Regions from separate parts of the Mus musculus genome. Here regions 1 and 3 are each linked to region 2. Evidence: chromatin loops called from intact Hi-C (ENCODE). Cell type or tissue: gastrocnemius. All regions are shown on one strand. Links, peaks and the distances in the headings refer to the core of each region. The heading gives the core; the rest is flanking DNA.

Region 1 (4,952 bases), core at 1,401-3,900, 250 kb after region 2:
CGTTTCTACAGATGGTAAAATATGGGCACACATTTGGACTAAAACTAGTTATGACAGCCATTCAGTAAATGCTTAACTGTTCACCACGGGTGCCGTTCTTAATTTACTATTGAGCACAGTCACCCTCCAATAAAAAAATTGAAATTAAGCAGTGGTGGCCTCAGAAAATAGGACAAGGATCCCCAGAGGCAGCTGGCTAGCAAAACTAGCCAAATGGGTGAGCTCTGGGATTGATTGAGAGGGTCTGTCTCAAAGAGTAAGTTGGAAACTTAGACATCTGACATCAATCTTGGGCTTTTAGTGTTCATACATGCAAGTCCTCTGTCATGCAAACAAGGATGCACACATATGTGCACCCCTGACAGAGAGAAGGGGGAAAGGAGAGAAGAGAAAAAGATGAGGAGGGAGCAATCATACCTAGAAACTGAGGTGGAGAAAATGAGCAAGGTCTGCCTGCCTGATGGGATCCGGACCCAACCGCAACCACTTTTTCTTGGCGCTTTTCCAAGGATCCCCAGGCTTAGAGCTGGTTTTGATGGTAATAAGTTACAACTCCTATTGACTCTCAACATCTCAAGCACTCTATGTGTTTGAAAGGTTGAAAGTGAAGGCGCCAAACATAAGAGTTGTGAGTTCTCAAATGATATATGTCATCATGTTGTCAATTGTCATAATGTTAATTTGACAGAATTTAGAACCACTGGGGAGATGGGACCCTAGGCTTGCCTGTGGGGGGTGGGTTATATTGGTTATATTAGTTGGGATAGGGAGACCTGTCTTGATTGTAGGTGGGACTACTTTTGGGCAGGGGATTGTAGATTATATAAAATGGGGAAAGTGAGTTGAACACTAAGACACATTCATTGCTTCTTCTTGACTGTGGATGTGATATGATCATCTGCTCCACACTCCTGATGTCTTAATTTCCCTTCCATGATGGACTGCATCTTGGGAGCCAGAATCAACTGATCCCTCCTTAAGCACGTTGTTGTTGTCTTTCTACTTTCAACCTAGGTAACTATATAACTTTCTTTCTTTTCTTTTCTCTTTTCTTTTCTGAGAGAGAATTTCTCAGAAATCCTCTGCAGGATTTCTCAGGAATTCTCTCTGTAGACCAGGCTAGTCTTGAACTCACAGAGATCAGCCTGCTTCTGCCTCCAGTGTTGGGAGTAAAGGTAGGTAGGTAACATTTTAAGTGAACATTCCTATCTTCCAATCTAAGACACAAAGACAATGACACACATCCAGTGTTCACTCTGGGAATCTTGATCAAAGTCTAAACACTCTAGGGAGGGGAAACATCAACAACTCAGGCTAGAGTTAGCAAAGCAAGTGTGGAGATTAGAGCCTGGTAAGATGAAGAGGGAGGAAATGTGTTTAGTCCATTTCAGAGAATAAGGACAGTGGGCGCTGTCTGTGGATGGTGGACTGTTTGTAGAGAACACTGTGGATTGTCTCGGAAGAGAAACGTCTGAAGCCAACGATGGGTTTCCTCACTCATTATCAGAGCCAGTACACAGTCCACTTGGAAGATGGTCGATCGTTGTAAGAAAACAATTAGTCCTTAGAAATGTCACTAGAAGAGAGTGGTAAACAGCTCAAAACCTTTGCAGTAGCCGTGGTGATGTGGGAGTAGCAGATGATATACTTATGTAACATACATGCGAGGAATCATTAAAATGCACAAACTTAATCCATTTCAATGGCAAAACTCCAGAAAGGTACCACCCTCCTTGGGTAATAGGGACTAAATTACTAACCAGCACCACTTCATTTACAAAACAGAAACTCAGGTTGACTTGTGCAGTGCCCACAACTGCAGCAGGCTGGGCCTGATCTCCTCTAACTTCTGGCCTCATGCAAGCTTTGCTTTGTAGCATGACCACCACCTCTTGTTATAAAAGCTGTCTGGGATGTTTTTGTCTTTTTCATCAGTCACAAAAGTGGGCTGATCTTAAAGCTATGGGAGGAATAACTTTGATTTCGGACACAGAAAATGTCAGTTTCAAACCTAGAATGCAGATATCACCGTTTCCAGATTTTGGTAATATGACCTGGTTTTGAATGGCATCTATGCACCAAATAGTTTGTGAAATTTTTGTCTGGAAATTTCAGGCAACACAAATGTATATTTTTAGTGTGTTTAATGAAATGCTAAAGAAAAAACAGCATTCTGTTGGGATTGAGGGTGTAGTGCAGTTGAGGAATATGCACTTAACATGCATGAATCCTTTAGTTCAATTCAATGAACCTGCTCGAAACCACGTGTGGTGGAGCAAGTTTGTAGTCTCAGCACTGGGGAGATGGAGGCTAGAGAATAAGAGGTTGAAAGTCAATGTTATTAGCAAGTTTGTTCAAGGTCATTCTGGGCTATGTAGACCAGGTCTCAAGAAAATCAACCAATTATACCACACAACATCACAAAGATTCGGGTTTTACAATCATATGTCAGGTAACGAAATAAGAATGCATTCAACCAGTGTTAAATCCCTACAGTAAGAGAATCTGCTATTAAAATTCTCTCCACTAGATGGCTGTGTTACCTTAGAAATACAAAGCTAAGTCAGTAGAAAGGCTAAAAAAATCTGAGTATAATTATCCTTATTTGGAAAAATAAACATTTTCTTACTTGTAACCCATTTTGGTAATTCTGCCTTTCCAAGGCCTTTGACAATAGTTGTCCAGTTTTTCTGTGGATTTACTAATCAAGATGGAATGGGAGAGTGGATTTTCACCTTGAGCTATGTGCAAACCTGCGGTTATTTCCCTCTTTGGGTTTTGAGAATGAATACTCTCTGGCCCCCAGTCACTTGACTTGGGAAAACAAAATCTTAAAAACCACTGACATTGCTGGGTGTACTTGTGCACACCTTTAGTTCCAGCACTCAATTTGGGAGGCAGAGAAACGTGCATCTCTGAGTTCGAGGCCAGCCTGATCTCAGAGTGAATTCCAGGACAGCCAAGAATACATAGAGAAACCTTTTCTCAAGAGCAAACAACGCCAAGAAGAATAAAACAAAACAAAACAAAACAAAAAATGATGCTAGCAAGATCTTATTAACATTATCAGTATGAGAATAATCTATCTATCTATCTATCTATCTATCTATCTATCTATCTATCTATCTACCCCTGTTTTGAAAGAGCCATTGTGATAGTAGATTCTCTACATTACTACTACATTACTACATTTTCAGCTTAGCTTGGGCAGAAAGATTTACTTCGTGCCAGGCATAGCAGCATATGCCTTCAATTCCAGCACTTGGGAGGCAGAGGCCAGCCTCATCTACAAAGTGAGTTCCATCACAGCCAAAGCTACATGGTGAGACCCTGTCTCGAAGAAACAAAAACAAAAGAAACAAAAAACCATTTACTTCCTTTTAATACATGGAAAACAAAAATACATTTTTTCCATCTTGATTCAATCTCTCTTTGTTCTTGACTTCCATGCATGCATACATACATACATATGCTTTTAAAAATAGGTTCCAAAAATATCCTTTTTTTCTATGTATTAAATTTTATTCCCAACCCTAAAACAGGTATTTTAGTTTCATTGACAAGCTTACTAGCTTTCAAATTTCTAACCTTATTCAACAAGAAAGTTCATGGTTAAAACCTAGACCTATTTAAGCTGATGTTCAGCCAGAAGATCAACATTTCTTTTTTCTTTTCTTTTTATTTTTTAACTTTTTATTAATAAGGAACCTATGTCAGCACTGCTATGTAAACAATGACAAAGATCAAAGGAAACACATCAGGGTTCATATAGACAGTAATATCCATTGTCCTTTATATAATCAATGTATAATAGTTAAAGAGAGTTTAATCCTTATTAAGCAAACATGTTTTGCATACTCAGCCTTCTCTTTATCTTTCTGTGCCTTTATCATTTGTTTGACTTTAAGCAATTCTGCCTGGATAGCTTTATCTCCTGGGGCTATCTCCTGTGCATTCTTAAGATCAGCCAATGCTTGATCATATTCCTTCAATCCTAGCCATCCTTGCGCTTTTCGGTATAGTGCTTTAGTATTTGAAGGGTCTATTTCAAGAGCCTCCAAGCAACTGTCAATTGCCTCCTGCCAATCTGACATCTTCAGCTTACAAACACCTACATTCAGCACACAACTTAAGGCTATAGGTTGCAGTCTGGATGTATCTGCTTTCTCAATAGCAGCCTTTGAACTAGCCATGTACCTTAAAACCTTCGCATATTTTTAATAGCCATCTCCCAGTTTTGAGACTTGAAAAAAGTATTTCCAATGTTTTTTTACGTCTTCAGATATTAATAAAATTTTATTTACATCCTTTTAATCTATATCTGCAGCCTCGGGGAAGTCTGGATGACTATCACCAGAGCCATCTTTGGGGAATATTCCTCAGTCGTCCCCTTCTTTCAATTCTCCACATTCTCCAATAACACAGAGTTTGGCAGGTTTTTCACCATTCACGTCTACATTTTCAAGCGTCCTTGCCACACCTAGTCCTTTTATGACCTGACCAAATACCACATGTTTCCCATCCAAATGAGGAGTCGGAACTGTTGTGATAAAGATCTGAGAACCACTCATATTGGGACCTGCATTTGCCATGCTCAGCAAACCCTCCCCATTCATGCTTATAATGAAAATTTTCATCTTCAAATTTTTCACCATAAATACTTTCTCCGCCTGTCCCATTCTGATTTGAGAAGTCTCCACCGTGAATCATAAATTTCTTAAAAATTCAGTGAAAAGGGCATCATTTAAAATGGTGAGGCTTCCCGGTCACGGATCCAGTTCCTTTTTCTCCTGTACACAATGCATGAAAATTGTCTGCAGCTTTGGGAACAATATCTGTAAACAATTCTAAAACAATTCATCCAACTTGCTCCCCGCCGATGTCCATGTCAAAGAAGCCTCATGGGTTCTTGGAGTTGGAGGGCTTGGCTGCTGGGGATGGGTGGGACATCT
Region 2 (4,952 bases), core at 1,433-3,932:
AATCACCCTTGTTATTGCAGTGCAGCGCTGGCTTTCAAAATGACGCTACAGTCTTTGTGTTTAATGATTCATTTGGTGATTTAGGAGCAGAACAACTATCACTGCACATCCTTGGCTATTTATTGCCTTACCCTGCTCTGAGGTAGCTGAAGGCACAGAGGGTGACAGACTGATTTGTTTGAGAGCCAGGTGGTATACTTAGCAAAGATTCCCTCAACCTATAACAAATGCTATATCTCAACCTATAGCAAAGATTGTGCCCTAGCTTGTAGGAAAAAATATGGCTTTTAGGGGTTTAGCAAGCAGATGAGATAAGATGTGCGGAGGGTGTTTAGGTGGTGGTAGAGCAGGCATGGTTGTGCATGGGTCTCCATAATGTTCACTCCAAATAGCAAGCAAACACTGCCCATCTCTTCAGCTGTGTATAAAGAAAACTTCTTCTACAAGTATGCACTGTTGCATATGAATAGACTGCTAATTATTTCCATATGCCTATTACTTAGGGTCTTTGGAGAACAAGTGTTGACAAACATAGATCCTTAAAAACACCTGCATCTACAGTCCATCCCTCACTGGGCATCACCAAGCTGAGGCTAGCATTGAGGTAGTGCTCGCAAAAGTGTATGTGCCTCTTAGTGAATACCTATTCTCCAGACTTCTGCAATGAAACGTGATAATTGCCTCTTCTTGTTATAGCTAAGTTAGATTTGGGTATCAATGTCATGCAAGCCTTTTAAGACAAGTCGAAAGTATTCACTACTCTTTGACTATCTGAAATTGTTTGCAGAGAACTTGGGTTGGGTAATTTTTATTATTTAAGAAAATTCACTAGTGGTGGCATTACGTATGACATAGATGATACTTTTAGCTGGAAGTTTTAAAATAACACGTTTATAATTTAAAATTATTTTAATTATGGTGTATGTGTAGGTAGCTTCTCACATAAGTGAAGGTGCTCACAGTGGCCAGAGGTGTTGGATCCATCCAGAGCCAAAGCTACTGGTGGTTGTGAGTTGTTGGTCCACGGGTGCTGGAAACCACATTTGTGTCCTCTGCAAGGACAGCCAACACTCTAACCACTGAGCTGTCCCTCCAGCTCCACATTCATTGTTTAAACCTTAGAGGGTCACTCAGATTTTTCAACGGACTCCTTTCTTAGTTATGAAAGTTTGTGTTTTCCAAGAATTTGCCATGTGAATTATATTTCCAAACATATCAGGTAAAAATCACTTATACTATGTTGACATATCTTCTCAATATTTTATTATAAAAATGTTCACTGGACAAAAACATTTGAAAAATTCTGCAGCAAAGATTGATCTGTTTTGGGCGTGGCTTGTTTTAGTTTCCATAGTGTCTTTCAGATTTATCTATACTGTTTTAAGTTACAGGATTTCCTTTTCGGATTGATTTTAGGTTCAGAACTAATATTCCATTATTATTGAATATTCATACATAGACACCTATTAGCCATATGCCACTAAGTTATGTGGTTCGTTTTGAGAGTTTCATTGTTTGGGGTTTTTGTTGTGCAAACATTGGACTGTACACATATAAACCAAAATGGATTTGACAGTGAGAGGTGATAGGGCCATTTGTAACCTCTGTCATGCTGGATGGTGGTGGTGTATGCCTTTAATCCCAGCACTCAGGAGACAGAGGCAGGTGGATCTCTGAGTTTGAGGCTAGCCTGCTCTACAGAGTTCCAGGATAGTCAAAGCTATCCTGACAGAAACCCTGTCTCAAAAATAAAATTATAATATATAATATAATAATAAAAAGCAAGCAAGCACTGTTATAAAGGCAGCCTGTCACTCACCAAACTCTCATGATGTTACTCAGGACTCCATAGGCTCCATCTCTTCAACTTACTCATCAAGTTGGTTCCACTTGCTGATTTGGAATTGTGATCATGAACCACTGGATAAAACCACTTCCAAATCTTCCAAGCCCGTGTTTATTTGCTCACTACTCTTCTCACTGTAGCAGCTGTAACACTATTTAAAAAAAACAACAAACATGTAGGTACCTACACACACATTTTTGAAAGAACAGATTAGAAGCTGAGATGAGGCCCTGATCAGATAACAGGAGAGAGGCATCAAATGTCGAGCTCAGCTCTCTGCCGCAAGGGCTTTCGGGTAGGAGACTTTTGTGCAGTTTTAGGAGTTTGCTTTGACTCTGCATGAGGGTGGGTGTGTGGACACGCGTGTGATGTGATTGAACTCAACTACTTGATTCCAAAAGGAGGGCATCTATGGATGCTGCTGCAAAGGGAAGGAGCATAAACCATGAAGTCCGCTACAAAAGTTGCGACGTCCTGATGCGCGTGATGGCGTGCACGTGAGGCCACAGAATAGACCAGAGAAGGCTGAATCTCGTTTTGTTCTTGACCTCAAAAGAATGTTCCAGCAGATGTGTCAAACCTAGACTGTATTTGTGCTTTGCGTTGTCAGTCAATCGCAATCGTTCACATTTCTGTGCCCTAAATTCTATTCACCCAAAGGTCTTCCCATCACAACATTTCTACCGCGGAACCCATCCTCATCTGCACTTTAGGAAGAAGAGAACTCATGATCTCTTTTGGGGCGGAAGTGAACTTATGATTCCTGCAACTTCAGGCCTTTGAATGTATTAGTCAGTGAAGATCACTGATGAAAATCACTAACAATTCAACAATCGCCCACTAGATGGCGACCTCTACTAATTGTTCACACCATTTATAGCTTAGAGGCTGTGTTTTTGCTTACTGAAATTTTAAGACCTTCCTGTTGGAAGGCACAGTACTGATGATTGTTATGGGCACACAGCAGGGCAGACACCTCGAGTGTGTTATACAGCTGTCAGTAGGAGCTGGAACTCCCCGAGGGCTTAGATGCCAGCCACTTACTGGCTATGTAGGCACGTCTATAAAAAAACCTATTTGTTTAGCTATGTTTGATTTATATGCCATGTCTCAGCAACATATTCAAAAGGAGAATTGTATTCCATTACTTATTTTCTAGGTAACTTAGACTTTGGATGTTGGTCAGTCTTCTACTGATATTTAAATTATATAATTTTACTTGTTCCTCTTGGCTTTCTCTTTTTTTTTTGTAATGGAAAATGCCCCTTTTCAGGGCTATCATTGCCAAGACATTGCAGAATTTCTAAAACATTATATTGAGAATTTTAGATTTGGGGGCATTGATAAAGTTAATTTTGAATCATTTTATACAAAAGTAAGATGAATTTTTAGGTTAAATTATATTTATTTGATTTTTAAAAATAATATCTGGCTCTATGAAACCTCTAAGAAATGAACTTTAACGCCAGGACTTCTTCTTTTTTTTTAATTAGGTATTTTCCTTATTTACATTTCCAATGCTATCCAAAAAGTCCCCAATACACTCCCCCACTCCCCTACCCACCCACTCCCACTTTTTGGCCCTGGCATTCCCCTGTACTGGGGCATATAAAGTTTGCACAACCAATGGGCCTCTCTTTCCAGTGATGGCCGACTAGGCCATCTTTTGATACATATGCAGCTAGAGTCAAGAGCTCTGGGGTAGTGGTTAGTTCATAATGTTGTTCCACCTATAGGGTTGCAGATCCCTTTAGCTCCTTGGGTTCTTTCTCTAGCTCCTCCATTGGGAGCCCTGTGATCCATCCAATAGCTGACTGTGAGCATCCACTTCTGTGTTTGCTAGGCCCCGAATGCCAGGACTTCTTCTTTTTGTGAGGAAGATTTTGGAACAAGAATACTGGGTTCACCATGGAAGGAGTTACAGAGACAAAGTTTGGAGCTGAGACAAAAGGATGGACCATCTAGAGACTGCCATATCCAGGGATCCATCCCATAATTAGCCTCCAAACGATGACACCATTGCATACACTAGCAAGCGTTTGCTGAAAGGACACTGATATAGCTGTCTCTTGTGAGACTATGCTGGGGCCTAGCAAACACAGAAGTGGATGCTCACAGTCAGCTATTGGATGGATCACAGGGCCCCCAATGTTGGAGCTAGAGAACGTATCCAAGGAGCTAAAGAGATCTGCAACCCTGTAGGTGCAACAACATTATGAACTAACCAGTACCCTGGAGCTCTTGACTCTAGCTGCATATTTATCAAAAGATGGCCTAGTAGGCCATCACTGGAAAGAGAGGCCTATCGGACACACAAACTTTATATGCCCCAGTATAGGGGAACGCCAGGGCCAAAAAGTGGGAATGGGTGGGTAGGGGGGTGGGGGGGCGGTATGGGGGACTTTTGGGATAGCATTCTAAATGTAATTGAGGAAAATACGTAATAAAAAAATATATATAAAAAAAAAAGAGTACTGGGTTCAGTAGCTTTGTCCTAAGTTATGTTAGAATTTTAAAGCATTCTCATAGAGGACTTAGTTTTTTGGTTTAGGGTGAAGTGTTTTAGAAAGTTTTAAAAAATATTTACTTAATTATTTATGTAATATATATGAGTACAGTGTAGCTGTCTTCAGACACAGAAGAAAAGGCCATCAGATCCCATTACAGATGGTTGTGAGCCCCCATGTGGTTGCTGGGAATTGAACTCAGGACCTTCAGAAGAGCTGTCAGTGCTCTTAACTGCTGAGCCACCTCTCCAGCTCCTTAGAAAGTTTTGATGTGATCATATGTGAAGATAAACCCAGTAACAACGAAGACAGCATTGCCACAGGACATCCGTATGGCCACGAGAAATGAAGGAATACTACAACATATATCCTAAAGTTAGGGAGTAGTAATTGTACTTATTAACATTTATTTGTTTTGTGTCTGCATTAGAGATATTCTAACTCGCCTCCTTTAAGAAATGAAATCGGTAAGATTCAACAAATTTACCAATATTTATTCAACAAGGAAGGGGTAAGGCTGGATTTGTGATTGTTTTTTTACCATCTTAAAATAGAATTGCTTAGAAGAACCATCAGATAATTAGCTGACCGTTTACGGT
Region 3 (4,952 bases), core at 1,401-3,900, 190 kb after region 2:
CCTCTGTACTTCAATCACAGACATTCAATATCCCCATTTCACATAGGCCAGAGGGCTATTCCTTGGAGTGATAAGAAACCATCACCTTTTAACCACTCTCTTAGGCACTCTCCTTGTCTCTTCCCAACTGGGTCCCAACAGAATATAGGGGTGGCGTAAATATTGCTTGTGCATCTGTGTCCCGAGCATCTGTAGGTTCGTGTAAGCGCTGGTTTATTTGGGGGGTGGGAGGATCTGCTTGCCTCCATCTTGGGTCTAGCATATCAGTTCAGCAGTAGCCTGACCCAACAATGCTCTCCTCCTTTGTCATCTTACAATCTCCTGTACTACCTTAAAGGAGTTTTAATCCACCCTTTAGAACAAGGAAGTCAGTCATGGATACAACTGAAATACTTTTGCTTAGAAAGTATGAGCCAGTGTGGAAGCAAACACTTAAGCCATCTATTATTATCTGTATGAAGTTTAAAAGCTGGGTTCTCTGATGGAACTCAGACGTAGGCTCGGACGTAGGCTCTGCATTTGACTTTACCCAGCAAGCTCACATTGTATACAGAAGGAGCTCAATAGATGTTCTAACTAAGAACAAAGGAATAACTTTTAAAAACTAAGGTAACACTTTGAAGTTATTTAAAGGTTCATTGGTTCCATACTGGAACAGCTTATTTTATCTGGCAGTAAGTCTATCTTCCCTAGTTGTCCTACTGAAGACAAAAAGCTTTTTCATTATCAGTAGCACAGTAATACAGATGAGAAAAAATTTAACACAAGATTATTTTGGCTATAAAAATCACAAAGTCGTGCCAGGCGTGGTGGTGCATACCTTTAATCCCAGCACTTGGGAGGCAGAGGCAGGCAGATTTCTGAGTTTGAGGCCAACCTGGTCTACAGAGTGAGTTCCAGGACAGCCAGGGCTACACAGAGAAACTCTGTCTCAAAAACCCAAAAAAAGAAAAAATCACATAGTTATTGGAAGGGATTCCTTCATTTTGACTGTCATTATAATAATTAACATTTTGGCCATAAGAAACTGAAATGCTAGTTACGTTTAGTTATTTATGTCACAATTGTTTAGTATTTCTCTTGTGTTTTCTAGTTTAACCATTGTATCAATAGTATAGGTAGGCAGTCTTCTCTTTTCTATATGCTTTGAAAACAGCTTATCCATGTTAAAAAATGATTTTGTCCAAGGTAAAATAGTGAGAAAGAAGTTGAAGCCACCAGCATCTGATGAGGAGGAATCAGGTGCCACCACTGTGTCACAGGGGCTTTGGAAAAACAAAATCTCATGGTAGGTGGGAGAAATAGCTGAGAGTGTCCAGTACTCATGCATAATAGGACCAGAGTTCAGATCCAACACCATGTCAGATGGCTTACAGCTGCCTGTGACCAGGGAATGGTATACCCTCTTCTGGTCTCCACACATACATGTACATCGTACATGTACAAATAAATAAAGGTAAGCCAGGCGTGGTGGGCAGAGGCAGGTGGATTTCTGAGTTCGAGGCCAGCCTGGTCTACAACGTGAGTTCCAGGACAGCCAGGGCTATACAGAGAAACCCTGTCTCAAAAAACAGAAAGAAAGAAAGAAAGAAAGAAAGAAAGAAAGAAAGAAAGAAAGAAAGAAAGAAAGAAAGAAAGAAGGGAGGGAGGGAGGGAGGGAAGAAAGAAACAAACAAACAAAGAAAGAAACAAAGAAAGAAACAAACAAAGGTAAAATAAAATCTCTCAGTGTACCTTGCTTCTGACTCCATCTCTCTGTTGTGGATAAATTTACTTTTTACAAGGTAGCAGCTCAGCATTACATCAGCAAAACATAGTGGATATCTAACCTCAGTGTTGATTTAAGATCTTTTTAGATTCCTTTTCCTCATTTTTCTAGTAAATGTACTCTCACCGCCATATCTAGAATAAAATGATTTCTTCTAATAAAAGAAAAAAAAAAAAAACAATAACTTGAGCTCTGAACATTACAGTCCTCTAGCTTGACACATTAGTTATGGTGCCAGAAAAGACTTCTTTGAATCTCAGGTGAATGCCATAGTGTTTAATTACCCAGTAAATCTAATATATGATTGTCTCAATCACAAGATGAAAAGTGGCCATCTGATTTTGTTTTTGCTTTGTACGAAGAATATTGAACTGAAGAAGTGAGATTTACCCTTCACGTCTGAGACTAAAAGTTAAACTGTTTAAAATATAACTATTTTAATATAGCAATATATATGTACTTGATTTTCTAACCTGGCAACATAAATTGGATAGAAAAGCAATACTATTCTTCCATCCCTTTTTATATTAGATTCACAGGAATGAACACTGAAAAGGACGGCGTTGAACGCGCGCCATCTCGTGGTAAGGTGTTCAAACTGTTGAAGTATAATTTGAAGAAAAGGGGAAAATGCCATACAGTCAGGGCAGTAGAGAAACGATCCATCTCTCACCTATTAAGTCTTCAGAGGGCCTTCGAGTTGTGTTTAAAAGGCATGGCAAGATTCCTAGGCAGAGTCCTGGAAATGTTCGTCTTCTGGTACCCAACAGCGTTGGTGCGTTGTAAGTTGATCTCAGGGCTAACCTGTGAAGACAGCATTTGATTCTATGAAGTGGGCAACAGCGAGGTTGAAAACACCCATGCGTATGGGCACACTGGGGTTTAGCAGGATCGCTAATCCATCATTCCCGACATCTGAGAGGAGAGTTGACTGATACACAGGACTGTCAAATCTGAAGGGTCTTCACGAAGAGTAAGGTCTCAGTTAATCTGCATCTGCCGTCAAAGTGTTATCCAAGGGACACAAAATAGTCATTCACCTCACACTCCAGCAGGATGATGAAACACGGGTCGTGGGTAACGCGGGCTGCTCTCCGGCTTGATCAGAGGGGCCATGGAAGGGAGTCGCCGCCAAGCTGAATGTCCAGCTGGGATCTCACTTGGCCACTGCCAGCCTCTTCTGAATATAATGTGTGTTCTTACTCGAACACGCACCAATTAGGGAATCCTGTGGTCTAGATTTTAATCCAGAGAGCAGGGTCAACCGGGTCTTACAAGAAGTACAATTCTCCCACTCTTCTCAGAATTGCAGACTAATCATTGACTCTAAACATAAAATTATACCGTGTACAGCTGGGCTGGTAAGATGGCTCAGCTGGTAAAGGTGCTTGCTGCCAAGCCTAACGACCAGAGTTCATCCCTTGGCCCCACGGGATACCAGAAGAGAACCAACTTCCACAAGTTGACTTTTGACCTGCACATCTATGCCCTATAGCAGGCTTGTACCCACCCAAATAAATAAATGTAATGATTTTTTTTTAATGTAAAGTTTCTAAAAATGAAGGTGGAAGAAAATTGCTGTGTAAGTAGATTATTACTTACTACTTAGCTATAACATGAAAAACGTGATCTATAGAAGGGAAATCATGGGCCAGAGGTCACCTGCCACGATGGTTCGCTACTCTCTTGACCCAGAAAACCCCACAAAATCATGCAAATCACTTTAAGAACACCGGGGAAACTGCCCAGGCCATCAAGGGTATGCATATCCGGAAAGCCACCAAGTATCCGAAGGATGTCACTTTAAAGAAGCAATGTGTGCCATTCCGGCAGTATAATGGTGGAGTCTGTAGGTGCGCCCAGGCCAAACAGTGGGGCTGGACACAGGGTCGGTGGCCAAAAAAAGAGTGCTGAATTTTTGCTGCACATGCTTAAAAATGCCGAGAGTAACGCTGAACTTAAGGGTTTAGACGTAGATTCTCTAGTTATTGAACATATCCAGGTGAACAAGGTACCTAAGATCGCCGACGAACCTACAGAGCTCATGGCCGGATTAACCCACACATGAGCTCCCCCTGCCACATTGACATCATCTCTCACTGAGAAGGAACAGATCGTTCCAAAGCCAGAAGAGGAGGCTGCACAGAAGAAAAAGATATCCTAGAAGAAACTGAAGAAACAAAAACCCATGGCCCGGGGATAAATTCAGCATAAAATAAATGCAGATAAAGTTTTAAAGGGGGGGGGGGAGGTCATTTGGAACAATAGGGAAAAAATGAAAATGTTTCTTCTAAGATGCTAACAAATTGAAAGACAAGAGACAGGTGAATAAAGCATCTGATCAATAACACGGAGCCTTCACAGGACCAAGGGCCTCTCCTCCCACTGATGCTAGATGAGGCCTCCTCTGCTACATATGCGGCTGGAGCCATGAGTCCCTCCATGTGTCCCTCTTTGACTGGTGATTTAGTCCCTGGGAAATCTAGGGGCTCTGGTTGGTTGATATTGTTGTTCTTCCTATGGGGTTGCAAACTCCTTCAGCTCTTTCAGTCCTTCCCCTAACTCCTCCATTGGGGTCCCCATGCTCAGTCCGATGGTTGGCTGCAAGTATCCACATCTGTATTGGTCAGGCTCTAGTAGAGCCTCTAAGAAGACAGCTTAAGAAACAGTATCAGGTTTCTGTTAGCAAGCACTTCTTGGCATCAGCAATAGTGTCTGGGTTTGGTGTCTGCAGATGGGATGCATTCCCAGGTGAGGGAGTCCCTGGATGGCCTTTCTCTCAGTCTCTGCTCCACTTTTTGCCCTTGCATTTCCTTCAGACAGGAGCAATTCTGAGTTAAAATTTTTGAGATGGGTGAGTGGCCCTATCCTCAATCAGGGGCCATGCCTAAATTCTGGATATGGTCTCTACAGGTTCTCCCTCCCCTTTGTAGGGTATTTTAGCTAATATCATCCCCATTGGGTCCTGGGAACATCTTGCTTTCCTGTCTTCTGGGACTTTCTAGTGCCTACTCCCAGTTTCCCATCACCCATTGCTACACACCTCTGTTAAAGTTCATGACCCTCTGTACTTCTCCATCTCCTCCCATTCTTGATCCTTCTTCCTTCTTTTCCCCTCTCCATACTCTCTTCCTCCCAAGTCTCTCTCACCGTCTACCTCCCATGATTATTTTCTTTCCCCTTC

Evidence for each region. A loop is a pair of places that touch in the nucleus more often than their neighbours do. Peaks named below come from ENCODE experiments on the same cell type or tissue, not always from the same donor. Only the 100,000 strongest peaks of a DNase experiment are listed, where the experiment ranks them.
Region 1: a loop joins it to region 2, with 2.5 times the contacts of the local background. A loop is called at or near these places in 10 of 42 quality-filtered maps.
Region 3: a loop joins it to region 2, with 5 times the contacts of the local background. A loop is called at or near these places in 39 of 42 quality-filtered maps.

Annotation. Positions count from the first base shown.
Region 1 is chr10:5,844,616-5,849,567 of GRCm38, forward strand. The region is part of intron 2 of Rgs17 (regulator of G-protein signaling 17); the gene reads right to left. It also overlaps the pseudogene Gm18902. Among named protein-coding and RNA genes, the nearest start is that of Mtrf1l, 23 kb to the left of the region's middle. In gastrocnemius, for the core only: a CTCF peak has its summit at 2,544 (motif pointing right); no DNase peak of the experiment used is centred there.
Region 2 is chr10:5,597,592-5,602,543 of GRCm38, forward strand. All of the region lies in intron 1 of Myct1 (myc target 1), which reads left to right. Among named protein-coding and RNA genes, the nearest start is that of Myct1, 6.3 kb to the left of the region's middle. In gastrocnemius, for the core only: a CTCF peak has its summit at 2,690 (motif pointing right); a DNase peak (open chromatin) is centred at 2,707; H3K4me3 peaks cover 1,514 bases; H3K27ac peaks cover 516 bases.
Region 3 is chr10:5,788,506-5,793,457 of GRCm38, forward strand. It overlaps Gm30617 (a long non-coding RNA gene), which reads right to left and starts at 3,006. Exons shown (of 3, transcript XR_380053.1): 1 at 2,809-3,006; 2 at 2,442-2,572. In gastrocnemius, for the core only: a CTCF peak has its summit at 2,342 (motif pointing left); DNase peaks (open chromatin) are centred at 2,343 and 2,872.